Linked DNA regions of Mus musculus: all the other regions are linked to region 2. Evidence: chromatin loops called from intact Hi-C (ENCODE). Cell type or tissue: left cerebral cortex. All regions are shown on one strand. Each heading gives the region's core, and the rest is flanking DNA. Links, peaks and the distances in the headings are about the cores only. Region 1 has its middle 53 kb from the start of Gm24471. Region 2 holds the start of Map1b (microtubule-associated protein 1B). Region 3 has its middle 75 kb from the start of Gm26559.

Region 1 (10,305 bases), core at 3,192-8,191, 120 kb before region 2:
TGAAATCCTTTATACTCCATCTTCTCTCCTGCCTTTCTCTTACCTGCACTTCAGCCCCAGCAACTAATTATAGCCATCACTCCTTGTTTCCTAGCAACAAGGCTGGCTGCTGGTTTTCCTGGATTGGTCCTCTGTTCCTTCACTCTCATCTGAAGAATTAGGAAGAATTCATCTACTGCTTAGACCAGAACCTGTCTCATGGGTTTGGGGAGGGAACATGGCACTGGGGTACTCTTCTGTGTTAATCCCAGCTTCACATCTGCACTAAGAATAATGGTTCTTGGTCAGGGTGAGCCTTGAAACTACATGAATACATACAGCTACATGAACACACAAAGCATTGAAGAAACCAGTATTATCAGTACCAATTGGCAACAGTGTTTTCATGCATGGATACTTTGAACCAATCAGCTGGTAGCAGTAGTCAGCCATTATACTTTGAAAGCCTGCCATTGCAGGAGTGTTGGGCTAAGATACTGTGACAAAGGGGGAGAAAGGCCACACTTGCTCCGATTCAGTAGCCAATGACATCAACTGGGAAGAATCTCAGTGTTTTTCCTGCAGTCAGAGACTGAGTCTTCAGCCTCTCAGTCCTCAGTCCGACCATCATAGATGCTGTCTCGACCCCATCTTATTTCTCTTCCTAACCTGAGAGCATCTTGAGCAGGTGCTCATTTTCACGCCTTTCCCCAGATCTCTAACATTTGTTTCATCGTCTCTTCAATATCTTTACCCTCTGGGGATCATGGCCAAATCACACTGAAAGCTATTGACTACCACAGTCCTATCCGGACAAGCCCAAAGGGAAGTGACCGTGACAGTCCGCACTGGACATTGCTATTGGCATGGTCTTCCATGCCTAGTATGGTCTGACTCCACCTCCACCCTGCCTCTTTTACTCTCACCACTAACTCATAGCTTTCTGGCCCCCGTTCCCTGGTCAGTGGCTGGCTAGTTCAGACCTGCTAGGCATCAGGGCCTGTCTCTGCTCCCTGAAATAAGGATACTCCCATCTTATTGTTACATATGCTGTCAGTCCTCTGGCCCCAGTGGCTGCTCAGAGGTTCTTCTCCAGGGAGGTCATCAGAGTCATCCAAACCGTCTCTCCTCCACTCCTTCTCTCATGCTCTTGCTTTCTTTGTAGCTCTCTCCCTAGCTGACAAATCACATATCTATTATTTCGTCTTTAATTTTAATTTTAGCTGATTTGAGATAGATTTTGTCTACCCTTTCCAGAGCTCTGTCCCTTACACATTCCCTGAGCTGGCCCCAAAGTGGGCCCCACATGCATGCCCCACCACACCTGGTTTATATGCTACTCAGGGAAGAACCCAGGGATTTATACATCTTAGGTAAGCACTCTACCAACTGTGCCACATCCCTAGTCCTGAGGCCACACACACACATACACATACACACACACACTCACACACACTCACACTCTCATACACACTCACACACACTCTCATACACATAGTCACACACACACTCTCTCACACACTCACACACATACTCACACTCAACACACCTCTCACACACACTCATACACCCACACTCTCACACGCACTCACATACACTGACTCACACATAAACACACACACACACACACACACACACACGAGAGGAGGGCAGAGATTTGAACATTAAGTTCATGTTCTCTTTCTCCCTCTTTGCTTCCCTCCCTCTCTCTCCTTCCCTCTTCCCGTCCCCCTCCAGTTCAGTATACTGTTTTTCACTCAGGCTAATCCCCTGATGATAAGCTAATCACTCAGAAAGGTGTTTTCACTGTGCCCTCCCCACTGGGTCCCTTGTCTCTCCCCTGCAGCTCCCACATATGTGTGTATGTGTCTGAGTGTGTGTCCCTGTGTCCTTTCCTTCTCCACTAAGATCAAAGATTTTTCATAGCAATGACTATTGATTTTATATCTCCTAACCCAAACGCTTAAAGTGCCTGACTCGTGGAGGGGATTCCATAAATATCAGCTGCAACTATACAGCCAGCTAATGGCTGGTAACTGGAGCAGACAGGAGCGTGTTTCCTACAAGGACCCTGCACAGACAAAGGCACAAAGGCACAAGAAACCCAGTGGCGAGGGCACAGTGAAAATGCCTTCCTAAGTGGTTAGCTTATCACCAGGGGCAGCTTAGCCACTGTGAAAAATAAAGTCTATTCAATAGGTGTAATTGCTGTTCACCCCTGTCAACAGCTGGAGTCCCGGTGTCCACACCTTGCCTCACAGCACACAGGCCAGTTTAAATGCCTAAAATACCATGTTAATCTTCCAGAAACTTCTTTATGATGAGATAGAGCCGGGATAAAATTGTGTTAATCTTTAAAACAAGGACAGATGGCAAATTGATACCACTAGGAAGCAATCAGAGGACATAGCACTGGTTGGTAATGTCTAGCAGACAACAGATGCTGCATTCAAGTTTACAGAGAGAAACAAGAAGCAACAGGAAGATCTAACATGCTCCTTTGCTGCAGAGCTCTGGACTCTCCCGGGGAGTCAGGGAAGCAGAAGGCAATGGCAGTTCAACCAATTGTTCTGGGATGCTGGGATCACTCCCTTCTTAAAGCAGAAGAAAATGTAACCAGAGCCGGCCCTTGGGATTGGCCCATGTGACCCAGGCCAGGCAGAGCTCTTGGCGACAGTGTCCCTGATTCTTGGCTTCAAGGTTGTCCACAGTGATTCACATCAGCTTTCTCCTCTACGGACATTTGGTCACTATATAATATATTCCTACTGTGGGTTAAAAGAATCGCCATCCCTCTCTTCTTCCCAGTTCACGGCCCATCTTCCCTCTTCAGTGAGCCTCAACCTCTCTTATTCCAAACACACTGTTGATTTTCAGTAGCTCAGCTCAGAATGAAAGAAAATGTGCTGTGTGGCCAGGGACTTTACACCAGGGTACTGCACCACTCGGCTCTATAGAGATGCTTTCTAAATCAAGCCAGAGTGTTCCCCGGCCTCTGGAACACATCTTTCTGTAGGATAGAGTGCACCTCCTTCCATAGAACCGCAGACGAGAAAGCAGCCATCTTCCACTCGCTGCCTCCAGGCCTCCTGAGGACCCTGATTGTGCCGCTCTGAAGTCTGTTGGCTACAGAGAGGCAGGAAACTGTGGCTCACGCGGAGCATGCTGGGACACTGATGGCTGGGTGGCCCGTGGAGAAACAGGCACCCCGTCAACTCCATCTGTGCGGAACAGTATGTGAGCCCAGCTTGCCCAGGCAGTCTCTGATGAAATGTGAACGCACAGAATTTGGAAGTGTGCCTTACGGTTAATAGCAAATATGTCCTCATCTTGGACAGATGTAAAGGATAAGGTTAATAAAATGTGCTGAGAAAGGAACTCTCTCCAGACCAGCAAACAACAACAACAACAAACCCAAAAAAACGATGGCGATGCACGGCTGGCGCTGGAAGGGAGAGATCGCTGCAATCCAGAGCTGCTGGAAATGTAAACGGAACCACCGCTTTCTTGTAAAAGCTGTTACATTGGAAAGGACACACTTGCTCAGACATGCCCTAGTGAAGGCAGCACATTCCAAACATATCTACGTGTAACTTAGTTTAGTCTCTTCATAGTTTTCTCTAACATCTGAAACGATGTATATAGAGTAAGTTGGAGTCTGCTTCTTTTTATATAAGACTTATGTAGCTCTATCACCACACTATAGTTTACATACACTAGCGTTATCATATACTGTCATCCACTGGCATAGGCTAGCATACTAGTATATACTAATACACACTTATATAGTTCATGCGTACTAATAGTCATTGTTTTTAAGTACACAGTTTGAAGAGTTTTAGAAAAACATATACGTTTTGCAGCCATCCCCATAATTCAGTTCTGAAATACTTCCGTTGTCCTGAAAGACCATAGACAACGAGAGCTACATCTCCTTGTAAGATCCAGTCTATCAACTGCACCCTTTGACGGTACAATGCATTCCCAGTGAGTGCAATAGAAATTACGTTGGATTTATGTGAAGGTTTGCTTTGGTCTCTTCTCTATAACTTTGCTTCATACTACATAAACATCTTTATCGCGCTCTTTTAATTCTTCTTCTATCTCTGAAATATTTTTGGTGTTTACTCTAGAGATTAAACTATGCATTTTTGAATAATTTCTTATATGTATGAATGAGCTTTCGTGTGGTGTGTGTGCATACACACATACCTGTGCGTACATGTGGAGGCCAGAGGAAGCTTCCCTCTCGCCTTGGTCACTTGAGGCAGAGTCTCTCACTGAGCCTGGAACTTGTATGGTTTTTACAGGTTGGGAGCCTATAAACGCCAGTGATTTTTCTATCTCTGTACTCTCCTCAAGTATTAGGTTTATGGGAATGTACAAAACAAAACAAAAACCAGCCCTGATTTGTTACATGGATGCTACAACCTGAGCTCAGGTCTTCGTGGTTATGTAGCAAGCCATCCTAAAATATGTATCTTTATGTTATCATATTCTAAGTCAATATTGATGCATTTTTAATGTGTCGATGCAATATTCTGAAAATATATCTTATATTCCAAGAGAGCAGATCTTTTGTTGGACCTCACAGCCGGAGTTAATAATATACCCTGAAGCCACTTAAGACTTAAGGCTGCCATCCTCCTGTGTACTCAAACTGTTTGTTTAACCTGCCTTTAAGAGGACAATGGAACAGCCAACCTTACTTGCCTTGAAATTCCCATAGAGTTAACTTTTACAACTGAGGCTAATGCACAGCTGTACTCTTAAGTTATGTACTCTTCCATGCCCCTGACCCAGAACAATGCACGTATATCATTTGCTGAAAGGCAGCAAACACAGAAAGTTGAAAGAAATGCCCTAAAATCTACTATAAATGTTGGAAGCAACCATTTATGGATATTGGTTGAAAAACAATGTTACTTGTTAACTGGGTTGTCAAGGGTCAGTTGGAGACACTGACTGAATCCCTCACAAAACTCTGCTAAAGATGGTTGTACGGTGTCCCATTCCTCTCCCTGTGTGATGCTTTCTGTGCTGTTGAATAAATGCAGAGCAAAGCCCTTTGTTAGAGACAGACACACACAACCACAGAGACAGACATACAGCTCATATAACACACAGACACACATACATACACACACACAGAGAAACAGGCACACATAATGGCAGACATGCACACACACAGTGACAAACAGGTTCACCAGACAGCCTTCAAGCAGACACAGATTCAGACTCCTACAATAGACAGACAAGGAGACAAGACCCAAGGAGCATGAAGCAGATAATTCAAATCTAGACTCACACTTGGTTAAAGGACTCCAAAGGGAGTGCTTTTATTTCTTTCCTTAATGCAACACCAGTGCATTACTGGTGACTCGGAGTTAATCGCTAATGTATATAATCTGTGCATTTAACATGCCTCAGTGCGTGCTTTTGTGCTATTGTGTCATGGGTGCTATCCTTTCAGCCAGATGGCTTCCGTGGACATTTCTCATATCACAGGCCTGTCAGCATCGACTTCATGCTTTGCTGGTTTCAAGATATCTGTTTTAATTTTCATTTTGTTTTTTTGAAGAATAATCTCACTATAGAATTTTTAGAGCATTTTTGCGCTCTGTCCAGTGTTCTTTAGACTCCAGTCATGACATTGCTGTCACCATTTTCTGCTTGCAAGGTTTCCTCCCTGTCTTTGGCTTTGAGCAGCTTGGATGAGCTACATCTGGCCAGGGTTATCTTTTTGCCTATGTTACTGAGATGTGTTGACAGTTGTGGATCAGAAATTTAAAGTTTCTTCAAGGTTGGTGGGGGGAGTGGCTCTGTTATTATTTGTTCCGATGTATTTCTGCCTCTTGACTGTTCTGAAATTCTAAAAATGTAAAATTGAAATATTTCATATTCCACTACACATTTATATCAATTTTTCTTCTATCCTTTTTTTCTGTGTTCTTTGAATTTATTTTCAAGTTCACAGGTTTTTTTTTCCTTTACAGGCTTAAATTTGCTGCCAAAGCCACACATTAAAATTTTCATTTTAGTCAGTGTGATGAGTATTTTTTTTTCAACTTAAGGCAAGCTAGAGTCATCTGAGAAGACTGAATCTCAACTGAGAAAATGCCCCTTTAAGATGGGCCTTTAGGCAAGCCTATAGGGTTTTGGTTTGGGGGTTTGGTTTTGGTTAATGTTTGACCATTGTGGTTGGTGCTACCTCTGTGGAGTATATTTTTAAAGACCACACTATGAATGCAGGGAGGAACAAGCAGTAAGTAACTGAGAAGAAGGAAGATCTCTGCTCCTGAGACCTTGCTTGTATTCCTGCCTTGGCTTCTCTCAACCAGGACTTAAAAACTGTAATAAACGTTCTTCCCCAAGTTGTTTTGCTCAGTGGTAATTTATCACAGAAATAAAAACCTAATTAAGAGAGAAGGTGGTACCAGGAGTTGGGTATTGCTTTGACAGACATGACCAGATTGTTTTGGGGAGCATTGTGAAAAGAATTTGAAACTTTATGCTGGAAGAGTCGTTGAATGCTTAAAGCTCCATGACCTTGGAGACTCGTGAGAGCAACGTGGACAACAGAAGCCTGGTTTGTGAAGATTCAGTGGGAAGTTAGGTGTTGATTTAAGACTGTCAGGGCCATTATGTGGGACACATCTATAGTCCTAGTACTGAGGAGGGTGAGGCTAGGCTACATGGCAAAACCCTGTCTCAAAAAAGTAAAATTAAAAAATAAAAATAATTAGGTGCTTTATTTTTAAGACATTTCAGTATTAGAGTATGTATATATATATATATATATATATATACATATACATATACATATACATATACATATATATACGTATTTATACACACACATATATATTTCATTCATTATTAGCAGCATATTTCCTTTACTTGTGCAAATGTTCATTTAAAGAAACCTGCTCTCTCAGCATTGCTCAGTTTAACATCTGTGCCCAGGTGGATTAAGTTTTTATTTTCTTCATTTTTTTTCCTTGAATCTTGGTTACAATTTCCTACTTGTTTGTTTGTCTAGTGATTTTGGATCGAAATCTAGACCGTATACTAATACATAGTAGCAAGTGTGTGATTTGTCTTATGAGCAATTTTTGAAGTGGTGAGACTAGCTGTTTTTATTGGCATTTGTTTTTTGTTTGTTTGTTTTGGTTTTGTTTTTTGGTCTAGACTAAATGGGAAATAATTGTCTCGAGTACAATGTGAAATTGTTTATATCTCCGCTATAATTAAATTCAAAAAACACACATGCCATGCATAGTGTGGTGTAGTAAATAACTAATAATGAGACTGTATTCTGATACATTAGCTATGTAATTCTGAATCTTTACCCACCACTGACACCTCCACCATCCTAGGGCCTGATGGACTGCTTGGTCTGAGTACGAAATACGGACTAAATGCTTGTGCTTCCCCTGCCCAAATGTTGAAATTCTAACTCCATTGCTATGACACTAGGAGGGGAAACCTGTAAGAGGTGAGTGTGCCAAAATCATTACAATAACTTATAGCTGTGCACACCACATGAATAAAATTTCGAGAGCTTGTCTAGCAACTCCAGAGTAGAGAAAACATCCCCTGGTGATAGATCCGTGCAAGCACGCTCATGCGAATCCCACAGAAGGTCATAATAGGGGAACACATTGTCTTAGCCAGGGTTTCTAGTCCTGCGCAAACATCATGACCAAGAAGCAGTTGGGGAGGAAAGAGTTTATTCAGCTTACATTTCCACATTGCTGTTCATCACTGAAAGAAGTCAGAAATGGAACTTGTCTTAGTCAGGGTTTCTATTCCTGCACAAACATCATGACCAAGAAGCAAGTTGGGGAGGAAAGGGTTTATTCGGCTTACACTTCCATACTGCTGTTCATCACCAAGGAAGTCAGGACTGGAACTCAAGTAAGTTAGAAAGCAGGAGCCGATGCAGAGGCCATGGAGGGATGTTCTTTACTGGCTTGCCTCTCATGGCTTGCTCAGCCTGCTCTCTTATAAAACCAAGACTACCAGCCCAGAGATGGTCCCACCCACAAGGGGCCTTCCCCCCTTGATCACTAATTGAGAAAATGCCTTACAGTTGGATCTCATGGAGGCATTTCCTCAACTGAAGCTCCTTTCTCTGTGGTAACTCCAGCTGTGTCAAGTTGACACAAAACTAGCCAGTACAGAACTCAAGCAGGTCAAGGAGCATGAGCTGATGCAGAGGCCATGGAGGGATGTTCTTTACTGGCTTGCTTTCCCTGGCTTGCTCAGCCTGCTCTCTTATAGAACCCAAGACTACCAACCCAGAGATGGTCCCACCCACAAGAGGCCTTTCCCCCTTGATCACTAATTGAGAAAATGCCTTACAGCTGGATCTCATGGAGGCATTTCCTCAACTGAAGCTCTTTTCTCTGTGATAACTCCAGCTGTGTCAAGTTGACACAAAACTAGCCAGTACACACATCTAGACATGTGCACAGGAGACCTCAGGGTGCCTGTGAAATGAGAAAACCCAGAGAGCTGGAGAGGTTTTTGGAAGTATGCTATGGAAAGCCTTCCTTATTAGAAGGCATCTTTTGGACCATCTGATCAAGTAGGAATCAATAGCAACAGTGAATTCTCTGAGGATTCGTAGCATTTCCCTGTGGGCTCCTGTCACCATGCCAGGCCCATAGCCAAGAATCCCACTCCTGTTGAAAGGCAACACATGCATGAGCTTGTATACAATCTGGCACAGAGTGATTTGTTTGGGAGTTTTGTTTATCTGTCATTCATTTGTCCATGGGTTTATCTAAGAACTCAATGACCCTCTGCAGCTACAAAGATCCATTATGTCCAGCTACAGAGTTGGACAGGCCCAGGTGAGGTCTAAGATGGGAATGTTGCAGCTCCATACATATGTAGAGCTAGAGGGCCCGAGTTGATTATCTCATTCTATAGGGTTGCAGCATCCATCTCTCAGCTCCTACCAGTGGCTACAATGAGGACGTTGGCTGAAGAAGCAGGAGGAAGGCTTACTTGGTGTATAGCTGGGTTTGTTCAGTATGAGGGCAAGGGAGCTACCTGGAAATGGGGCTATAGCACATAAATCTTTAGGGACAACCTTAATGCAGGAAAAAAACTGTCTTAGTAAGTGATAACTTTATTCATTTACTTTGAATGGAAGGAATAGCTTCTTACACGCATTCGCGACCGGCCAGGAAGAACGCAGCAAACCGGAATCTTCTGCGGCAAAGCTTTATTGCTTACATCTTCAGGAGCCAGAGAGCAAGAGAGCAAGAGCTCTATTGCTTACATCTTTAGGAGCCAGAGCGCAAGAGTGCAAGAGAGCAAGAGCCAGAGCAAGAGAGAGAATGGCGAAACCCCGTCCCTTTTAAGGAGAATTATCCTCCGCCTAGGACGTGTCACTCCCTGATTGGCTGCAGCCCATTGGCCAAGTTGTCGTCACTGGGAAGGCAGAGCACATGGGGTGGAGAACTACCCTTGGCACATGCGCAGATTATTTGTTTACCACTTAGAACACAGGATGTCAGCGCCATCTTGCAACGGCGAATGTGAGGGCGGCTCCCCACAATAGCTTTTGATAAGTATGCATAGATATATGTTCGTATAGCATACACATAGATATTCTTATAGTAAATGTTACATATGCTTTCTTACATCATAATATGTAAGCTATAAACGTTTTAAATACAAGGACAGAGACAAGACTGAATAGGGTAGAGACTCGTGGATGGATACACTGGATTGAGAACAATGTATGAAGTATTTGTATCATGTTTCAACACTCTCCAGGAAGCATTCAACAGAAGGACCATTGAATAACAATGTAAACAAAATGATTCAGTTAGTTGACATTATCTGTCCCTCCTCACTAGAAACGTGAGTACATAAACACAGTTGCCATGGTGGCAGAGGTGGGAGCATTTGTTCTCATAACCCATTTCACAGAAAACAATTGGTGGAAATGGGTCCTTGACCATGGCAATCACTGGCAATGTCACTTGCCACATTAGGAAGTGTTCAGCATACAGTGGCCTCATAGGACACAGGAATGGCTACTGACAGCACTGCTAAAATCACAGCATGGACACCTACTGGATGAGACCAGTCTAACTACTACTGCTGCCTCCCAATATATAAGCCAACACCAGCCAGTGATGTTTATAAGCCTTACACAGTAGCATTAATAGAAGAGACCAACTGGTCACTTGATGGAAGGTTTTTCCCTTTGAGATTCTCCCATCTTGACAGGGACAGTAACTTCCTTCATGTCTATTCTGTTATGGGCGTACATCTCCTGGCTGCCTAGCTTCAGTCAGCCCC
Region 2 (10,305 bases), core at 2,427-7,426:
CTAGCCTGGGTTACGTGCTTCTGAAGTCTCTTCCCTTTACTCTTCCCTCACATAGTCACAAAGATCCAGTTCTTTCCATTTCTGCAACAAAAGGACTGGACATTAGCTGACTGCGTGTAAAGTAGCCATTGCTAGTCTGTGTTCTGCCATAATATCCCTGGATTGCAAAGGGTGGGCAAAGAATGGGGTGGATCCTGGTCATGGCTTTCTTAGACAGAGGGCCACCGTGAAGAAGCTCTTTCTTCTATTGCACTTATTAAAATTAATTAACTAATGTGCATGGAGGTCACAGGACGATTTATGGTAGTCTGCTCTCTCCTCTCATTGTGTGGATCCTGGGATGGAACTTAGTAGGTCCCCAGGCGTGGCAGCAAGTTCTTTTTCCTCCTGAGTCATCTCATTGACTTCTTGCATCTTTCATCCAACAATCTATTGCAAAATATGGAACAATTCAGTTAGGTAGGTGTTAGGATATTCCAACACGTCTCTGTTTTTTTTTTTTTTTTTTTATCTTGGATAGTACATACCTCAGGCTCAGTCCTGATCATATAGTAACAATATGTAGCAGAAATTTAATTATCTTCTTTTCATTCTGTATAATTTTCGGGGCTACCTCTTATTTATTTGGGATATGTGTTTCCATGAACACAAAAATGGAGACTTTTGTTCCAAAATACATTTAACGAGGTAAAGGGACGCTGCTGTCGACGTGATTATTAACTTGATTGGGTGGAGAGCTTCGTAAAGCACAGCTCTGGGTATATCTGTTGCGGTGTTTCCAGAGAGGATTAGCTAATAGGATAAGAACCACACTGGATATGAGCAGCAGCACCCCATAGGCTGGGCTCAGACCGAATAAAGAAGAAGTACTGCTTCCTGCCCATGAGGAGGTGAGCAGCCCTCCCACTGCACGGTCCCTCCACCACAATGTTCTGCCCAAAGGAATGGAGGCAACAGACCATGGTCTGAAACTTAAGAAGCTGTGGGCAAAAATCAGTCTCCCCATCCCCAAACAATCTCTCATAGAAATGTGAGACATGAAGCAACACAAATACCCATATAGGCATAGGAGTAATGGCGGTTCAGAGAAATGGAGGACAGCTCACTAGATGAAGCCATCCTGGTGGTTGGCCTCCAAGAAGATGTTCTTTGCCTCCTCACCTCCACCATGGATCATCCTGCTGCCCTTTCCTAAGAGTAACTGCATATCCTCTTTAAACTTGTTCAATTGTGACCAAGTCTCTGCGGCAAGCTTACTGCAGACCCCTAGCGTCATAGGTCAGACATCATCTTTAGTCACGACTCATCAGACTAGTGTGGTGTTTGGCTGCTCACTGAGTATTGTCTCTTTAGGTTTCAAGAAAGAAACGGGGCAAAAAGGCCTATGTCTTAGTCAGGGTTTCTATTCCTGCACAAACATCATGACCAAGAAGCAAATTGGGGAGAAAAGGGTTTTTCAGCTTACACTTCCACACTGCTGTTCATCACCAAAGGAAGTCAGGACTGGAACTCAAGCAGGTCAGGAAGCAGGAGCTGATGCAGAAGCCATGGAGGGATGTTACTTACTGGCGTGCCTCCCCTGGCTTGCTCAGCCTGCTCTCTTATAGAACCCAAGACTACCAGCCCAGAGATGGTCCCACCCACAAGGGGCCTTTCCCCCTTGATCACTAATTGAGAAAATGCCTTACAGTTGGATCTCATGGAGGCATTTCCTCAACTAAAGCTCCTTTCTCTGTGATAACTCCAGCTGTGTCAAGTTGACACAAAACTAGCCAGTACAGCCTATGACAAGTAAATCGTGGGAGTCAACACCTAAGACACTGGGCTATCGGGAAAGTCTCACAATAGGTTTTGTTTGTTCTGTTTCATTTTTAAACAGGGTCTTATGTATCCAGGCTGACCTTGAACTCATCAGCTAAGGATGACCTTGAACTTCTGATCCTCCTTGTCTGCATCGCCTGAGTGCTGGGACTACACTGCCCAGTGCTTCCGGTGCCAACATGGGCGTGAAGTCCACCAGCTAAGCTACAGCCCCTCCAGTTGGTATTTTAAAACTGGTGTATACTCCAGTGTTAAAGGTATATTGACTAGTATATACCAAACTGCTATTTAGTATGTTATATTTAGTATAAATTAAAACTAGTATACACTCCAATATTAGTTATTTTAGATGAAAATAGGCTTTTCCCCCCTATTCCATCTAATTCCATCTATTTTCTCTTCTAAAATGATCCCCAGTCTTCATGATGATGAGGCGCTTGCCCCCCTCTTCTGCCCTAATACAGAAATGTACTCATTAGATTTGTGAGAAATGAATGTTTACGATGGCCTTTAGAAACATTATTAGGAGTTCTTCTAAATATAGACAAAAGCAATAAAAACTCCCAAAGCTACATGTATCTTAAAAGACATCATTGTCACACAAAATAATTTTGCCTGTGTATCCCCCAAGGAACTGAAAAGCACATTATAGTCGCTGTAATCCTGCAGAGACAGTGTCTTCTCTATTCTTTGTTATGCCTGATGCTATCTGTTCAGCATATTAAGAAAAGAAATCTGTATCTAGCATAATATGTCTGCCTCTTCTCATTCATTTCCCATGAGCACCAAAAGCCAGTTCTTTTTTGAGCGTTAGTTAGTCCTTCCAGACTAGACTCCAAAGTCTGAACAAATTAGGCTTAGGTCTTGCAAAGTCTCTTTTAAGCGAAGGTGATAAATATTCCTGTTGTTTAAAAAAAATGGACAAATACGCCTTTCTATATCTACAAGGTCAAAAACTCAGGTTTGTGTTCTTGGGCGGGGTACCCTCAACCCAGCGCCCACTGTGACTGCAGCAATTACTCAAATTCTGACTTCACGTGGATGAGGCACAGGCACAGGCCTGAAGATGCGGAATCTGACTCAGGACATAATCCCGCTCTGAAACAGGAAGTAATCCCCACTCCCCAGGTTGATGGTTTAGGGCAAAGAAAGTGTGTGTATGTAAGGGTGATGGTGCAGAAGGCCCTCGGGTTGCAGCAGAGTTCTTTGGGTCCCCTAGAGCCTGGCTCCTGGCCCTGCCCAGACCATTGTCCACACACCTCGTCCTTCCAGCTTCCGGGCCGCCGGCGAAATGATTTGCTGCAGATGACATCAGCCCTGGGCTAAGGGCTGGAGGAGTGGAGGCAACCACCACGAGGACGTGCCGGGTGGTCCTTTCCTCCTCCTCTTCCTCCCAGGCTCCTAGCCTAGTCTCCATATAAACGGCACCGCCTCCTCGGCCTCTCACTCCCCGCTCCTCTCTTCCGCGCAGGGAGAGGGCGGAGGGGGAGGCGACGCGTGCGCCGGGAGGAGGGGGGACGCAGGGGGCGGAGCGGAGACAGCACCTTCGGAGATAATCCTTTCTCCTGCCGCAGAGCAGAGGAGCGGCGGGAGAGGAACACTTCTCTCAGGCTTGAGCAGAGCCGGCAGGATGGCGACCGTGGTGGTGGAAGCCACCGAACCGGAGCCATCGGGCAGCATCGGCAACCCGGCGGCGTCCACCTCGCCCAGCCTGTCGCACCGCTTCCTAGACAGCAAGTTCTACTTGCTGGTGGTGGTCGGCGAGACCGTAACCGAAGAGCACCTGAGGCGTGCCATCGGCAACATCGAGCTGGGTAAGCGGTCCCGAGGCCCCCCAGGGGCGTGAGTGGGGAGACGCGCCAGCACGACCCCACCCAGGGCGCGACGGCCACCTTGTTCTCCCGCACGCCCCGCACCCACGCCTCTCCGGGCCACCTCCCACACTCCATCTGGACTCTTTTTCTGGGCTAATTTCTAAATTATTTTATTTGAGACCCAGAGAGGGGATCTTTATAATAGCCCTGAGGGATAGGTCACCTGGCTGGGTCCGTGGCCACCGCCGACTTGGCTACCTCCTCTCGTGCTCTTTGAAATGCAGGTGTCAGAGGAGCGGAGGCCATAATAAAACCGCAACCGCAGGCGGAGAAAGGGTGGGGTGAGCCTAGCAAAACCTCTTCTTTCAGCTCAGCTCTCGCCCTAGCCAAAGGCTGGGACCCACCTCCCCTTACCCGAAAACCTGGGGTCAAAACACCATGTGCCAAGGCCCGCATGGAAATCGTCTTTATCACAGTCACCTCGTGCTCCCCGCCCCCGCCAGTCACACACACACACACACACACACACACACACACACACACACCCCTCTGAGAATAGAGAATGCCTTTTCTGACTTAAAACTTCCCGATTCTTTCTTTCCTGGGAATGACTAGGCTAGTCCTTGGGCCACGCCCGTCCCCCCCCCTCCCCCCCAGCCCCCGAGGATACAGGCATGGAACCCGTCTGCGCTCTGTTTCTAGACGAAGCCCAGCCTCGCTCTTGCCCCTGAGGTCCTGGCTGCAGCTTTCAGAAAGGACAATGGGACCCCAGGTTGCGTGGGTGGGCTTCTTTGAAAAGTCTTAGCTTCAGGAGCCATAGCTTGAATGGGAGGAGGAGGTGGCAGGGGAGGGTCAGCTCCTGCGCTGCTGCGCGCACCAGGAACGGGCTCTGCGGTAGCGGAATAGCGGTTCCCGGGGAACCCTGGGCGGGGCTGGGAGGGTCCGGGAGGGCACAGCCTTGGGCGGGCAACCATCGGCCCGCCCTTCAGCCCCACCCGGTCTGCCGCAGTGCCCGCGCTGGACAGCCGCACCTGCCCCCGCACTGCGGCGCCCCCGGCTGGCACGATGCTGGCTCTGCCCGAGCCTCGCGCTGTCAGGGGGCCTTGCGCCCACCTTTGGCTGTGAGCGGTTTTGTTGCGCTCCCGACTCCCCGGTGGCAGCTCTAGCCTCTGCTTTATTCCGCCCCCCTCGCATCCCTCCCTTCACTTCATCCCTGGCAGAAGTCCCCGGGTCCGTGTGCAGCTCCAGCCTGAGCGCTCTATTCTCTTGGGGTGGTGCTGAAACGTTTCTGCTAGGAGACACCGGCTGGTGGGCGTGGTGCAGTCCGCACTGCGGTCTCTACGGCAGCCCGAGGCGGACAAAGGGCGTTCACGTAGCCCTCCTTTCCTTCTCCCTATCATGCCAATAAAAGATGGATGAAATGATTTTGGTTTAGATGAATAAATAAATAAACAAAAGCTTGTCACCTGCCTCTGCATTTGGAAATGCCCACTTGTCCCCAGAACAAAAGGCTTCAGGGTGGGGACTGGAGTTGCAGACCCGGTTCTTTTGTTTAACTTTAAAGCACGGATTTTCCCTTTCAGCTTAAAAGGAAAAAAAAGTGATCAGAAAGCCTGTCGTGATTTTTCATGAGGGGAAGATCAAGAATAAGAGATTTCAAAAGTGGAATGCTTTTTCTGAATGTCTCAGTAATCATCCTTCATTTTCAGATTACGGGCTTTTGATCTGTTTCTCAAACTTCGTTTATTTCCACGTTTTTCTCCTTGGAAAAACTCACAAGTACTGACTTTGGGTGTGGCTATTGTGGGAATTAATGGCTAGGTGTTTTTAAATCTTTTTTTTTTTTTTTTACTTAATATTTCTGGAAACAATCCATTAAGAAGTGCTTTTTCATCTCCAGAATGTTCAGAATCACCCATTGTGGTGCCAGGAGAGGAATCATCACGCCCATTTTTAGAGCTTGAGAACAGACATGAGGGAGGAAGAGTGAGGGACAGACTCAAGGTCACGGAGCAAAGCTGTGCCAGGAGAACGGCTACTGCAGTGTCACTACTTGTGTGACCCGGTCTAGATAGGAGTGCCAGCAGGCTAACATCACAGATTCAGCAGGCAGTCTTCTGACCTTGTCTTTGAACAAGTCATCTACTTGTGGGCACCTCTTGGTACAGGGAGGAGGCTCAGCCATCGCCTTGCAACCACGTTTATCTTCCCGCTTTGTTACCGGGTTTGATCATTCCTTATGCGATCCGTTCCAGGCTTTATTCAAGCCTCTTTCTGTTGGAGGAGAAAATAGATGCAGCCAAGGAATTCTGTGCGTTATGTCCTGGCTTTACTAGCATTTAGTCCTAAATCCAGATTTGTCTTCTTAACAGCAGAAAGTAGGAAAGAAAGGGAAAGAAGGAGGGAAGGAGGAAAGGAAGAAAGGAAGGAAGGAAGAATATTTGAGAGAGAGAGAGGGAAAAGCACAAACCGCAGAGAACAGTTCACTGAATTTTCACAAAGTGAAGACACCTGTGTTGTCCAGCTAAGAAACAGCCATTTACAAGAATCTCAGAAGTCACCCCACCCACCAATCCTAATGTTCATTTTGCAATCACCATGCTTTTTTTGATTTTTAATTCCCTAATTTGGTCAGGTTTTTTTTCTTTCTTTCCTTTTTTTTTTTTTTTTTTTTTTTTTTTTTTTGGAATAGATTTCTGAAATGGTTGTATCGATCTCATTAAGAATCAACCAAGTGTGTGAGCAGAGCCATTTCCTCCAGGGTAGTAACAGATGTTGCTGATCCTCTAGAGAGTGCTCTCCTGGGTCCCCGGGTCTCCCGATGCAGCTCACACTGCCCGGGTTTTCAAGGATAAGTGAAAACTCTGCTTCCCCGGCTTTTCAAACAGTCTGAGATGACTTAGCAACAGGGCAGTCAGGCTCTGTTTCCTTGGCGGGGCGCACTGCTGCTTCAGCTGGCAGATCCCAGCTGGGCCTCCTCCAGAGGTCACTATGGTGCCACTGCTATTGTTGCCTGCAGGCTATGTTGCTTGAGGCAAGAAGAAGCTGCTCCATGGGGCTCAAGCTCGGCTGGTCAGCTCCCTGAGGGCTGGGGAAACCATTTCTCTCAGCTGTTAGCCTTTCTTATTCCCTCTTCCTTTCCCATCCAGACTGAGGCACTATGTAGCTGGAGACCCTGGAGTCTGGCATATTGGCCATCTGATTGATTACCCAAGAGCACTCCAGAAAGGCAATAAATAAATAAATAAATAAATAAATAAATAAATAAATCTAGACCCCTGTAGAGGGATGGTAGATACCGAAGCAAATCAACAGGCCCGAAACACCCTACATGGATGCTAAGTGCTTCTGGAGACCAAGGAAGAAAAATGCTCAGCTGTTTTTGAAAAGCACAAAATCAGGGTTGATCATTTCTTCTCCAGAGCTTCAAACAATAGTGTTCACTTGCACTGTTCGAGCTACACTGATGCAGTTCTATAGGACTTGATCCCAAACTACAGTGGACACCACCAACTGATTCATCTGTCCTTCCCTAATTGTCCCCAATGTGGAGGTAGCCTGATAGCCTTATTCTTACCAAAATGCTGGCATCTGGGTATATTTTAATATTTAGACTCTATACAACAATACCGGTCACACTGAAATTTAAAACATGGTACAATTGAGTTTTCATCAGTTCGTGCCATTCTTTCTAAAGAAGCCAAAGTCATCTAATGAATGTTAAGTGTCAGTCTGATGCTTTCAATTATGATTAGAGGGCAACTAACTGTCTCTCTAGGTGACATTAGATATAAGCAAGATGTGCTTATGAGAAGATAGATAAGTGTGCTATCCACTGCCTTGAGTCTTTAGGTGTGAGTTAAGCTGGTTACATTGTAATAGTCTGATGCCTCCTTAGTGAAAATGTTCTCTCCAAAATTGTAGGCAAGAAAATAAAGAACCCAGAAAGGCTTTGGGATTTCATTTTCATTTTCTTCTAGCAAAGAAAAAGAAGTGAAAACCATATATGGTAGGAGATAAAGAGACGCTAGAATGTGTTACATTTATTATATTCATCTTCACACTTCCAAAATCAGGAGGCAGATGGATTTTTGCTTGTTCTGCCTAATTGGTGTTACCACTAAGGGCTCTGTGATCCTAGCTGAAATCCAAGCGAGTCAGTCCCTAAATGGAAGGTCATTAAATCAATGCTTTGTTGTAAATCTTCCCTAAAAGCTTGCTTTTAAAAGTAATTTCTAGCTTTTAGATTTAGAAATAAATTCTTATAGATAACTATTTGCTTCTATTCTAAGATGTTATCCAAGACTTGAGGTTGTTTATTTTTCTTTTTCTTTCTTTTTTTTTTTAATTATTGCCAATGCTCTGAAGTGATGTGCTGTCCATGTGAGATATCATTTTCATTAAACACGAATATAAGACGAATATTAAGTTACTGGCTTTGTAAAAAGAGAAGCAAACCAAAGGCTAGGTCAAAGGAAAGCTGGGAAATCTTTTCTCTAAAAAGCCTCTTAGCATTTTCCGTTTAGCTGCTTCTCTGGTTTATACGTCTATCCTAGGTTCAAGTTACCTTCTAGTGTCGTTTTCCAAACAGAATCATAGGATTATAGGCTGACCATTCAGATATTTACAAGAAATACTCAAAAGCCTGCTTTTAAAAGGGAACGATTAAATTGGGCCCATTGAGGAAAATAACTTGTCAAAGGCCCAGGTAGCTGTCACGTGTCCGGCATGCACGGTGTGGTCCATTCATTTTCCTTTCTTTGATCTGCTGCTTCGGTTAGAAATAATGCAGTTTTCATCCACTAAAGGAGAGGTGCTTTTTGGTTTTATTAAGCCAAAAGTTTCTACAAGATCAGGGTAAGCTTTACGTAATCCAGCTGGAAGACCCAGTATATGATACGCACCTTCCTTCCTCACCCTGACCAGCTCTGAAATACCCTTCCCCTTCTTTTCCCCCTCTCTTAAACACCACGTGCACGCCCACTTCTTTGTGCATCGCTACCACATGGGGTGAGAGAAATGAAAAGAAAAGATGGTCTGATGCTTCCTGCCCACCTGGAATGAACACAGGACAGTGTTTTCCTCCCTGGGCAGAGACAGGATCCCGGAACAGCCTGGAACCTGAACCCTAGCCCCTTGAACCTAGCCAGGCATTTGAAACACAGGTTAACTACGCCCAGTTGCTCCAGTTGTTAGCCCCTGGGTAATCCAGGAAGGACAAACTCCTCTTAGATGGCTACAGAATCAAAGCCTCAATGAAGAGCTTGCCCTTAGAGGGGCGAGGAATATAATGTGTCCCCTCCCCTCTCCCACGTCCCCCCCCCCCCCCCCGTTTCAGAATCTCTTTCAGAACTTCTTAACAACACCCAGGTATCTCCCCTCTTTGGCTGCAGAGTCCAGAGGGAGAATGTGCAAAGGGCTTATCAACTGCAGGGGCTCCAGCTTTGGCTCCCAGTTAGGCATGAAGGAGAGACATGGAAAGACAGTCAAAAGCAATCAGCCTTCATTGCAAATGTCTCCCTTTGCTAGCAATATCCAGCATAAGGGACCAACTCGTGACTAAGTGTTTTATTTCTAAAACTGATAAGGCTCCAGAGTGTTCACTCCCAACTAAAGTAACCATGAAGTCTATATAGTCTTTCTATAAACCACAGCACCAATTATGCATCCTTAAATATTTTGACTGGAAATTGCTCTCTTAGAGAGAACCTTGAATATTTTTCTTTCATTGGCAGTTTACACACCGGAAGTTATTTTTACCAACTGTCTACTGGTTTTATTAAAAAAAAAAAAAACATCAACTCAATGGATTTTTTTAAAGTTTAACATTTTTCTGTTGTCAAATTATAAATGTAAATGACATAAATGAATATAAAATGAACAATTCACCACTGGTGTCGTGACAAGGGAGAAATAACAAATATCAATGCAAGAGCAAGCGGGTACCCAGCCCCAGACAAAGTCATTCAAATAGTGCAGCCATTTAGACGTTACTTAGAACAAAGATGGAAAAATAGTATGAATTTAAATACATATGTCTCATTATTAACTTATTGACCTGGCTTGACAAGCCAGAAGACAAAATGGAGCTCCATCAATGGTTCCGATTAAGCCACTCCGACAGGAACTCAATGGCTTTGCACACGAGGCTAGTATAGAGTGTATATATGTTGAAGTAAAATATTCTAATGAATTCAGACCTCTCAACCTGTCAAGCTCTGCGGGGAACAAAAAGAAGCCATTTATCATGTCTCCACTAAAAAGACCCACAAACTCTCAACATGCCTTTCTTGTTAAAATTTAAATATTCCATTAGCACAAATGCAAACTGAGGCTATTTAATGTTTCCAGGGAGACTCATAAAATTTTCCCTTATAATTTAGCCTCTCCTTAGGAGTGTTAACTCTTTCTTGTCTGAATCTTTCCTGCTATTCCTGTGAGAAATTCTCCCTCTATTGAAGGGACACCCAGCTGTTGAGAAGGTTCCTCTGATGGAACAGGTCTAGAAGCTCAGGCATCAGAGTTACAATTTCAAGGCCACCTGAACTAGTTAGAGCGAATTCTAGGCTGGTTTGGCTATGTAATAAGACCCTGTCTCAAAAAAAAAAAAATAAAATAAAATAAAAATGAGAGAAAAAGAGAGAGAGAAAATGAATTTGAAGATATCTTT
Region 3 (10,305 bases), core at 2,849-7,848, 77 kb before region 2:
TTCTCTTAGTGTACACACACCAGGCTCAAGGGAGAGAGAAGGGTCGAGCCACCCTGAGCTCGGCGATGGCCTGAAGATTCTGCTGATGGGGGTTAAACCAACTCTTGAGGGAAAAAAAAAATCAGCTGGTTTTCTTAGTAATCTTTTCCTGAAAATTAAGAGGAGTTAGGGGTGAAGAAAAAGGAGGAAAACTATTTCCTGTTGCTTAGTTACAGTTACCTCCAAGAAATCTCTCTGTAGTCTAGGCCTGTAGGCATAGTGTATTCTTTATATAATAATAATGGCTAACATTTTTCAAGACCATGGTATTTGCTGGGGACTATATACAGCAGTTTTTATACACAGTGTCCATAGTGTGGCTTGTTTCAGCTGCACATATCCTAAAGTCTTATCCAAATGGAGTTCAACAATAGGCGCTGCATCTGATTACATGCCTAGTCAGATCCCTGGAGAGGAGGCAGCCCCATGGCCTGACTCATGTGGAGGGTCAGGAGTGTCAGGTGAGTCCCAGGTCCCTCTTACCTCTTCCATCTTCCCAGGTGAATAGAAGGGTATAGAGTAGGAACTGCAGACTTCCATGTTCGTGTCTAATTGTAGAGGACTGCAGTTGGCTCAGTCTGCCCAACCAACAAATCACCACTGAAGGAACAGTTATTCATCAACAGCTTCAGGCCTCGGACAACTGGGCTAGAATGGTTATTGGAAGGAGGGCACATCACATCTACCACACACATGTGCCCATTTATCCTCCAGGGTCCATGTGTGATCTCCTGTTTCTCTAGAAAAAGGAGACAATGAAGGCTGAGGAGTTTTACCAAGAGTGCATGGCTTATGAATGCCAGGTTAGACTGCTTTCCATGGCTGGATGCTGTGTGTCTAATTGGCCATCATGAGACTTAGGACAATGGCAGTGTCAGCACTGTGAGTCACCTAAACTCTCAGGCAATGGCCATCAGTGTCTACCTCCAGGCACACATTTTGTCCTTGGGTTCTAGAATCATCTTTTACTTCCTACCTCAGTGACACTGCCTTGTCTATTTGTACATAAGGTTTTAGGGTATTTGCAACTGAAACAAACCACTCTATGAAAGCTGTGTATAAAGTCCTGTATACAGTCTCAGCGATATCATGTTCTTGAATATTGTTAGTATATATATATACATATATACATATACACACACACATAGTCATACATATACACATATACATGTACACACACACACAAACATCCTTCCTGAAGTTCACCTCCCACTCTGGGGGTGTATCTCAGGTCTCCTCCCCAAGTCTCCTCTAGAGAATGTTCTCAGAGTACTCATCTGTTTCCTCTTTGGAGAGTCTCCAATGAAGATCACAATGGAAGACCAGTTATCGGGGGGGGGGGGGGGACAGGAGGGTGTCCCTGGTCCCCAGCAACAGTGATGTGCTCATGTTCCAAGACACCAAGTCAAACACTTAGAGTCACAGTGCTCCGGCCCACCAGTAAGGATGCTTACATAAAAACATGTGCAGAAAACCTTTGTGAAATAGATCTTGTTTAAAAAAAAAAAATAGGGCTGAGGAAGGTGTAGGGTCGGTAGGGGCTTTACATGTGTAAAGCCTTCATTTCAATCCTCAGTACAACATAAAACTAATTAATCACACCTGTAATTCCAACATTGGGTAGGTTGAGGCAGGAGGAGGATCAGAAACTAAAGGCTGGTCACGGCTACCCATCAAGTTGGATACCAGCCTGGAACACCTTAAATCCTCTCTAAAGAATAAAGTAAAATGGTGTATGTGTATATTTGTGTGTGTGTGTGTGTGTGTGTGTGTGTGTGTTTGTACAATGAAACTCATTGCTTTGTACCATTTGTACCACTAATATACACTAATAAAAATAGTGCATGCTGTGACCCAGCAGATCTGAAATAGAGCTCTGGGTTTTTCCTAAGCGAGGTCCTAAGTGATGCTGAGTTGTTGCTCCACAGCACACAATGGTCATGACAAGAGTGTAGATGATGTTAGTGTTGACTCTAGGTCAGAAACTCCACTGGAAACACCACCATGGTATTGGGGGGGGGGGGGTTAGGATCAGGGAATAGGTGTGTCCTCCAGAGAGCCCGCAATGAAGAAGGCCATCTGTTATGGTCCAACACAACTCCAGGTGATCAGAGGCTGCAACCAATAAGAACTTCTCCACTCCCGCCCCCCAGCCCCCACCACCCATCTCCTCAAGACCTGGAGTCAGACCTGTCTGAAAGGGTGGCAGCTGACAGATGACAGTGTCCCTCATTGGCAAGTCCTTTATAACATCGAGAGCTTCCCCAGCGTGGGTGTTTCCAAGCAGAGTGGAAAAGATGCAGAGGCAAGAAGGATGAGGCTGGGGACCAGGAACTGCCGAGGACTTCCCCCAACCCTGGGAACCCGCAGTGTTAGTTCAGGATAATCAGGCTATTGGCGGAAGACAGTGATGAGCTTCGGCTTCTTGCCTTAACAGCTTCCCTTCCCCTTAGGGCACATTTTTCCAAGCCATTTGTCATTCCATCTCGGCTCCTTGTGCATCTGCATTAGTCATCCCCAGTAGAGCCCTGCTTTCCTCTCCTCTCAGAGGTCACAATGGGTTAACATCACCGGTAGCAGCAGCAGAGGAGTGTGGTCTGAACGTGAGAAGAATATTGACAGGCTTGTACAAGAGCCGTAATTAACTCTGGTGATCGGCACACATCTCTCTCCCTTCCCAACCTTCTGGCTTTTCTACAAATCTTTTTTTTTTTTTTTTAATCTGCTTAATTGTTCAATGGCTCTGAGAAAAACAGTATGATTGTATACAGCTGACAATTGGTATCATTTGGCTGGTTTTGGTTCTACAGCCCCTATGACCCCAAGCCAGGCTCTACCACTGAGCTACAAGCCTAGCCCCTGGTCTCTTCTTTGAAAGAAACAATACAGACGTGTACGGAATAAAACTGTACGGATGCCTGCCCTCATGTCACCCATCTTCTAGGGACAGTGCAGCTTTTTCAAGTGCTTTTGATCTGGGCAAAGGCCAACTATCAAAAGGCAGAGCGCTCAGAAATACAAATGAACGTTATGGCCACCTCAGCAAGGGAGGCAGTTGGGGCCTCTGTGGGGAAGGAATGCAGCAGGAGGAGGGCGGAGGGACGCAGGCTCCACGCTGCCCCTCTGAGATGCTCCTCTGTCTTTTAAATACAGCTGTGACAGAAGTTTGCTTCTCTGATCCTCTCTCTGACAACCAAAATAGGGTGAGCACATTTGCATAACAGAAGAAAGGGACAGATTGCCACTCCAGAAGGACCCGCAGGACACCTGTCAGAAATATTAAAAAGCAGGATAATCTCTGAAAGCGAGGAATGCTTCACGTCCTAGGGTTGAGGTAGTTGGTGGAGCAGCCATGTCCTGACTACAAGCCCTCATCTTCTCTCTACTTCCGCACCTCACTTCTGGTGCCTCTAGGTTACTGGCTCCTTTTACATAGAATAAAGAATGTGGGTTTTAGAAGCCCAGTAGCTGTTCCCTTGGACCCGCTCCCCCACGTTTACCTGTGGTCCCTTCCCATATCCCACACCTTCACCACTGGCCTCCGGTGTGGGTTCCAGATGTGTTCCTGTATGAAAGTCACATGTAGGCTACGTAATAAGCATCATTATTTTCAGTAGACAGCACTAAAATCCTGCAATTGGGGGACTCCAATTCTGGGCCAGCGTGAGTTCAACTCTGATGACTGCCTGGGTATTACACCGTGTCTTGTAACATGCATTCCAGATAAGCAAATCAACCTGGGGAATAGGGCTCCGAGTCACTTCAGGATGGAAGCTCGCATCTCTCTAGACTCCATTATCTCAGGCAAGCAGAGGGAGCTGGCCGCAGAAGCAACTGGAGCACGTGTGGGCGTGGCCAATGGAAAGGTGCATTTGTGGGTGTTCCCTTGGCGCTAATCCCGGCACTAGTGGCTGAACCAGAGGACAGGAGTTTGGGGAACTGGCTTCCTACACCTTGATGTAGAAAGGGGGAAGGTTTTGCTCTGCATTAGAGTTTTTGGCGAAGCCCAGACGAAGCACTGGAAAACAGAGGACGGGACTCAGAAGACCGGTGACAATGTAAGAGGAGACAAGGAGTTTGAAAGAGAGGTTCTACGTGAATATGAAGGCCCTGTGGCCTCCAGCAGCTAGCTCCAGGCAGCCAGAGGAGGAGAAAGAGCCTGCAGTGTCCCAGCTTGTGGGGCGGGAGCAAGCCCAGAGCTGCCGGCTGGGTGACTCAGAATGGAATTTTCCTTCCAAACAGGGAAAACAGGCACTGGGGTTTCTGTTGGTACAGTCATTCATATTGATCATTCTATTGCACTCAGTCTCTCTCTCTCTCTCTCTCTCTCTCTCTCTCTCTCTCTCACACACACACACACACACACATGCACATATGGTTACATATCCTATAAAAAACAGTACCAGGAGCAACTAGGGCTACATAGTGAGACCATGTCTCAATAATAATAATAATAATAATAATAATAATAATAATAATTTTTAAAAATACCTTGTCTGAAGGAAGGTTAATTATAACCCTGTTATTTTCTAGGGCATTTAACCTACAGGTGAATTATGTAAAATCATGAATCTTTAAGTCCTCTCCCTATGTTCTCACCAGCTCTCACACCTTTTTTTAGTTAAGTCAAGTATCTAGCGTTACCCCACCCATGAAGTAGGCATTTGCTATTAGCTGAAGGATCTATATGCACAGTTTTGCTATGCAACAAAATCGGGGGTGTTGAAGATGGGAGTCAGTGGCTAAAATGCATACTATTCTTGCAGAGAACTCAGGTTTGGTTCCCAAGATCCACACCAAGCAACCCATAACCACCTGTAACTACAGCTCCAGGAGAGCCTATGCCCTCTTCTGGCTTCTGTGGTGGACACACACATACACACACACACACACACACACACACAGAGAGAGAGAGAGAGAGAGAGAGAGAGAGAGAGAGAGAGAGAGAGAGAGAGGAAGAGAGAGAGAGAGAGAGAGAGAGAGAGAGAGAGAGAGAGAGAGAGAGAGAAATAAAATCAATCTCCTTTTTATAAGGAAGAAGTAAAAAATACACAATTCTGGCATGCACCCACTCTCAGCAAAGAAGTGGAGCCTAGCCACTGGGTCACATGATATTCACCGTGTGAGGACGCTAATTATGATGGAGGGGAACCAAACTATGGCTGCCAGATACAACCACCCCTCTTCCATGCCTACAGCCTAGGCTCATCCAGGCCAGGCTCAGAGTCTCTGCTTGCCAGAGTCCTGCCCAGACAGTCAGGTACTGAGGGAGGGCACAGATAGGCAGACCAGAAGCTGATGATCTCTGGCCATTAACTCTCACTTACTGTTCTGGGGCCTAAAGCTGATGACTTCTGGCATCATTTCTTTCAGAGGAAGTACCAGAAGAGAGCCAAATACATCTGAACCTTTGTCGCTTCTAAGGAGGAGTTTCAAGTCAAATTCCCCGTTCTTGAAAGAATGAACCCAGTGGGAGATCCCGACACAAGGATGGACAGTGGTCTCTCAGATCTATCCTAGACCAGCACAGCCAGGATCGGTTAGTTAATCCTATGCTCCAATGAAGTCTTTGCTCAAAGCAATGGCTCTTTACTGGTTATCTTTAGGGTTTGGTTTTTAACCACAAGCTCTCTTGTGAGGTTGATGTTGACTGTGAATACTCACTCCCAAATAGATATGCACAGACCCCTGCCTCTGGTAAGAACCCGGGGACCTCATATTAAGAATTCGTAACCCAGTTCTTCACCCACACACAGCTCTCCTATCTGTCTTTGAAATCAAATCTTTCTGCTGCTCTAAAAATAGAAACCATATCCAGAAAGAAATTACAGCGCTGTACGCCAGAAGCCGACAGAAACTCGGAATCATCCATCTTCCAACCTGCAGGCAATATAGAAAATGCCACCACAGACACAATATAGCCACCACAGACACAATATAGCCACCACAGACAGGAGGGAGGGTAAGGCCATGCCTCATAGTTCATCTGAATCACGCTTGCTTTGAGATGAACGGGCTTCCAAGTCCAGTGGGTGGCATCGCCTGTCATTTCAGCAGAATAGAAGATGAGACAGAAGTGTTACAAGATCAAGGCTAGCCTATGCTAAAAACAAGTTTGAGGCCAGCCTGGGCTATATAGTGAGACTCTGTCACAAATTAACAAAATGAGATGAACCTGATTTCTTTAGTCATCTCTCCTGGGAAAACAAGCCAAGTAAATGTTAATTCTAAAAAGGATATTGGGAATGAAGGAACATTCACATGCGCACGCACACACAGAGTGGGGGAGAGAAAGAGATACACACAGAGAGAGGGGGGAGAGAGACACACACATAGAGGGAAGGGGAGGAAAGGAGGAGAGATGGGAGATGGGGAGAGAATCTGGGAGAGGGAAGGGAAAGGAGGGAAGGAGGGAAAAGGGAAGACAGAGAAAGATTTTCTTTAGGCAAAATAAACAATCTCTGCTCTCTGTTCAGAAAAGCTGGACCCCTGACCTGAGCTAGTGCAGGGACAGGTCCCATGAGACTTCAGGGACTGAAGGGAAGGGAGAAGCTGAGCCTCCCACAGTCTACTGGGAGATGAGTGCATTTTCCAGCAGCCGACCATTGTTTCCTGAAGTGAGAGGTCCATCATGACCCAAAAGACACAACACATGGGGCCAGTGAGATGGCTCAGTGAGTAAAAGTGTCTGCCACCACGTCTGATGACCTTAGTCCAATCCCTGGGAGAAAACCAACACCTTCAACTCCAGCTTTCTTCTGATGTCCACAAGGCAACAGCACAAGTGTGGCCCCTACCCCCACCAAGCACACAGCTGGTAAATATAATTCTGGCCTTCCCTAGAAGTGACTGTCAGATGTTGTCATGATGCTGTCCTACAGCCTGGCTGTCACTAACGCTTACTCTTAGTTTGGGGACAGTTGGTCAGATGGTAATATTCAATGAGACCTTTGTCTAATGGAACAAGAGAAAAGATATGTCACATCGTTCAGATTTTCAGCTCTTCTTTGACTATAGCCTGCAAAGCTACGAATGTGCTCTACAGGGTGAATGCTCACAGATCCTCTTCGAAAGCATGGTTGAGAGGTCAGTAAAACTCCTAAGATCAGAAGCAAAACTTTCTGAGAATTCTGGGGACCAAATAAAAGCATGACACAGCAACCTGTGTCTTCCCAAAACAAATCTACCCAGTGAGTCATGAGACCCACCGGTAAGAATAAAACAGTTCATATGCCTCTGTCTGATCGTGGATGGGTTAGGAAGAAATCACCCTATCAATAGTTTTTTGACAAGACTAGTTTATTTAACAAAGACTTTGGTCAGTTGTGGAACTTCTTAAAGGAACCAGAATTGCAAAATCAATGAAACGAAGGGAAAAACCTCAGTAAATTCCCTGAGGAACACAGAGGGTGAAGAGGAAGTGAGCTAACATTGATTGTTCATGCCTGAGCTTTGGCCACCTGAGCAAAAGCAGGTTTGTGAAGCATGGGGTTACGACCCTTTTATACCTTCGCTAGTCCCCAGCTCCCCTTAGCATGCTTCCTGAGCTCATACCAGGCTCTCCTAAGCATCTCAAGTAGAGACCGCATGAGACTCCCTTATCCCATCGGCTAATAGCTCATTACTCATGGAAAACTGACCAGATCCACTGCTCTCCATCTTAGCTCAGGATTCTTCAAACAGAACATCCTAGACTGAAACAGCAGGCATTCCATTCTCATGGTTCTGGTATCTTGAGAGCTCAGGCATGGCATGTCACCACATTGTATTTGGTGAGGGCCTATGTCCTGGTTTGCAGGTGGCCGTATACGCATTTTGTCCCCATCTGACAAGCGCAGAGAGAAGAAGTAAGCTCTCCGGTGTCTTCTCTTCATAAAAGCACCAATCTTACCCCGAGGGTTCCACGCCCACGTCCTAGTTACCTCCCAAAGTCGTCATCTTCAAATATCAACAACCTGAGGGTTAGGTTCCCACGTGGGCTTTGAGGACACTCCCACTTTATGGCAAACTACTATGGCTTACCTGTGAAATGTCCGCTATAGGTTCTTATGTTTGAACACTTGGTCCCCAGCCAGTGGTGATGTTTTGGGAGACGGTAGAACCTTTAGGCAATGGAGCTTTACCTGAGGAACTGGATCCCTGGTGGGAAGAAGGCCTTGAGGTTTGAGGGCATAGCCCCACTTCCTGATCGTTTTCTGTACCTTGATTGTAGATGCAGTGTGCCCAACTGACCTCCTGTTCCTACTGCATGCCTTGCCAGGCAGGATGGGCTGCATCCCCTCCAACTTTAAGCCAGAGTAACAGAGTAAACCTTCTCTTCCTTAAATAGCTTCTTGGCAGGAATTTTGTTATAGCAAGGAGGCTAATAATATACAGGTTCAATTTTACCGAGAAAAAAAAAAGCACCCGCAATTCTGCAATTATGAATTATGACATAGTCTATCCTGAAGTCTGTTTCTGAACTCTGAGCTACTGAGGCATAATCATAGAAGGCCAATTCTTTTAAGCATGTTGAAAAGCTCACTCAAGCAAAACACTGAAATACTTGGCCCATCTTCTCTTATGACATGACTTTAAGCTCTGGTGCTCAGGAGGCCAGCAGAAGGAAAGAACTCACTTCTGAGGGCTGTTCTCTGACCGCCACACAAGTGCTGTAGCGTGCACGTACACAGATGCACACGTCCACATACCCAATAGTAAATAAATAAATTTTTAAGATGTAAGTGAACATATAACTTTTTAAAACCTCGATTGTTCTTGTACTTTCCAGACCAACTGCTATAGAATTACTCCATTGTTCTAAACAGTGGCATGATGAAGGAAAAAAATATGGAAAATATAATTTGACAAATTACAAAGATTTCACCTCACAAGAAAAAAAGCAATCTGTGTTCCTTTAAGTCCCTCCACATATGGGACTCTGAGGTACAACTACAGAGCAGTTGTGCATTCAGACAACTTCACAATTGGAACAGAATTGTGTCAATCAACTCAGACTGAGACAAAGCAATACAAGCATGTCTGTGACATACAGAAGTAGATTTTAAACAACTCATCACACAGGGGATCCCTGAGGAGGATTCCGGTCAGAAGACGGGTCAGGTCACTGGAAACATCGCTGAGAGAGACTGTTTGAGAGACACGTGCTGGGTTCTTCTTGGCACAATCGTGATGTTCCTCTTCACGAACAGACATTCAGACTCCAGACTAGAGGATTGCGCCTTCAGGTTGCAATCGAGAAAGATTAAATGCCTCTGGTAAACCATTGTTTGATCACCAATGAGAGGCCAACCATAGATCTTTCTGGCCACAAAGGGTGGGTGGGAGGGTGAGGCTAGATCAGTGGTTCTCAGCCCACGGGTTGTAACCTCTTGGGGGCCAAACCCTTTCACAGGGGTCTCCCAAGACCATAGGAGAACACAGCAATTTACATTATGATTCATAACAGTAGTGGGCATACAATTATGAAGTTGTAACAAAAAATATTTTTATAGTAGGTCACCACAACATGAACAATTTTTAAAAGATCTCAGAATTAGAAGGTTGAGAACCACTGGACTAGACGGAGAAATTAGACTTCCCTCTCTCCTTCCGTGTACAAATTGGCACCAGCTAGAAATTCTGGAAAGGAGAAACTCACTCTGTTAATGACCAACCTCATCCCTTGAAGGAGCTAATTAGAAATCTAGGAGACTTGGGGACACCACACCCTTTTAAATAGGAGGAACAGGGCTCTGGCAAGTTTCTAGTGTTAACAATCACCTTCTGGAAGACATCCACTGACTCTACAGGAAATGGAAATCTACAGGGAGTGGGGAAAATATCCCAGATCGGCTCAAGCTTGAAGCTCACAATGCAGATTTTTCCTCAGTGTTCAGGGCTTTGTCTTGTGTGTCCGGCTCTTCCTTCCTTTCTCACATAGCCATGGATCCTTGAAGATGTATCCCTGAGACTGGACATGAAGTTGATTTCTTGGTTTAGAGAATTTTAAGAGATTCTTCCAAGGAAAAGTATTTGTAATTATACTCATTTTGAGGAATTTTAATGCTTTAGTGTGTTTCGTGTGTATGGTTGACAAAGCACACACTAAAGTCACCTTTTTCTTTAGCTATAGAGTGCAGTCTCCTAAAGTGTCAAAGTCAGGATGTTTGGCAGCCAGAGACTGCCTACTAGGTCTTTATTAGAGTATGCAGACATTTTTCCTTTCACTGGAGGAAGCACAAGGTGGGAATGTGTACTGGAGTATGGGGTCTAAATAAAAGAGAA

What was found. Peaks named below come from ENCODE experiments on the same cell type or tissue, not always from the same donor. Only the 100,000 strongest peaks of a DNase experiment are listed, where the experiment ranks them.
Region 1: it touches region 2 in a loop (3-fold over the local background); 3 of 42 quality-filtered maps call a loop at or near these places.
Region 3: it touches region 2 in a loop (2.3-fold over the local background); 3 of 42 quality-filtered maps call a loop at or near these places.

Annotation. Positions count from the first base shown.
Region 1 is chr13:99,634,776-99,645,080 of GRCm38, reverse strand. No RefSeq gene overlaps it. Among named protein-coding and RNA genes, the nearest start is that of Gm24471, 53 kb to the left of the region's middle. In left cerebral cortex, for the core only: no CTCF peak of the experiment used is centred there; DNase peaks (open chromatin) are centred at 3,454, 5,699 and 6,022.
Region 2 is chr13:99,509,634-99,519,938 of GRCm38, reverse strand. Map1b (microtubule-associated protein 1B) reads left to right here and starts at 3,337. Exons shown (of 7, transcript NM_008634.2): 1 at 3,337-3,635. The coding sequence starts at 3,452. It overlaps Gm26559 (predicted gene, 26559), which reads right to left and starts at 3,305. Exons shown (of 2, transcript NR_167891.1): 1 at 3,081-3,305. In left cerebral cortex, for the core only: CTCF peaks have their summits at 4,691 (motif pointing left) and 6,637 (motif pointing right); DNase peaks (open chromatin) are centred at 4,473, 4,912, 5,807, 6,610 and 2 more places; H3K4me3 peaks cover 4,845 bases; H3K27ac peaks cover 4,357 bases.
Region 3 is chr13:99,586,653-99,596,957 of GRCm38, reverse strand. No RefSeq gene overlaps it. Among named protein-coding and RNA genes, the nearest start is that of Gm26559, 75 kb to the right of the region's middle. In left cerebral cortex, for the core only: no CTCF peak of the experiment used is centred there; DNase peaks (open chromatin) are centred at 3,914, 4,231 and 5,866.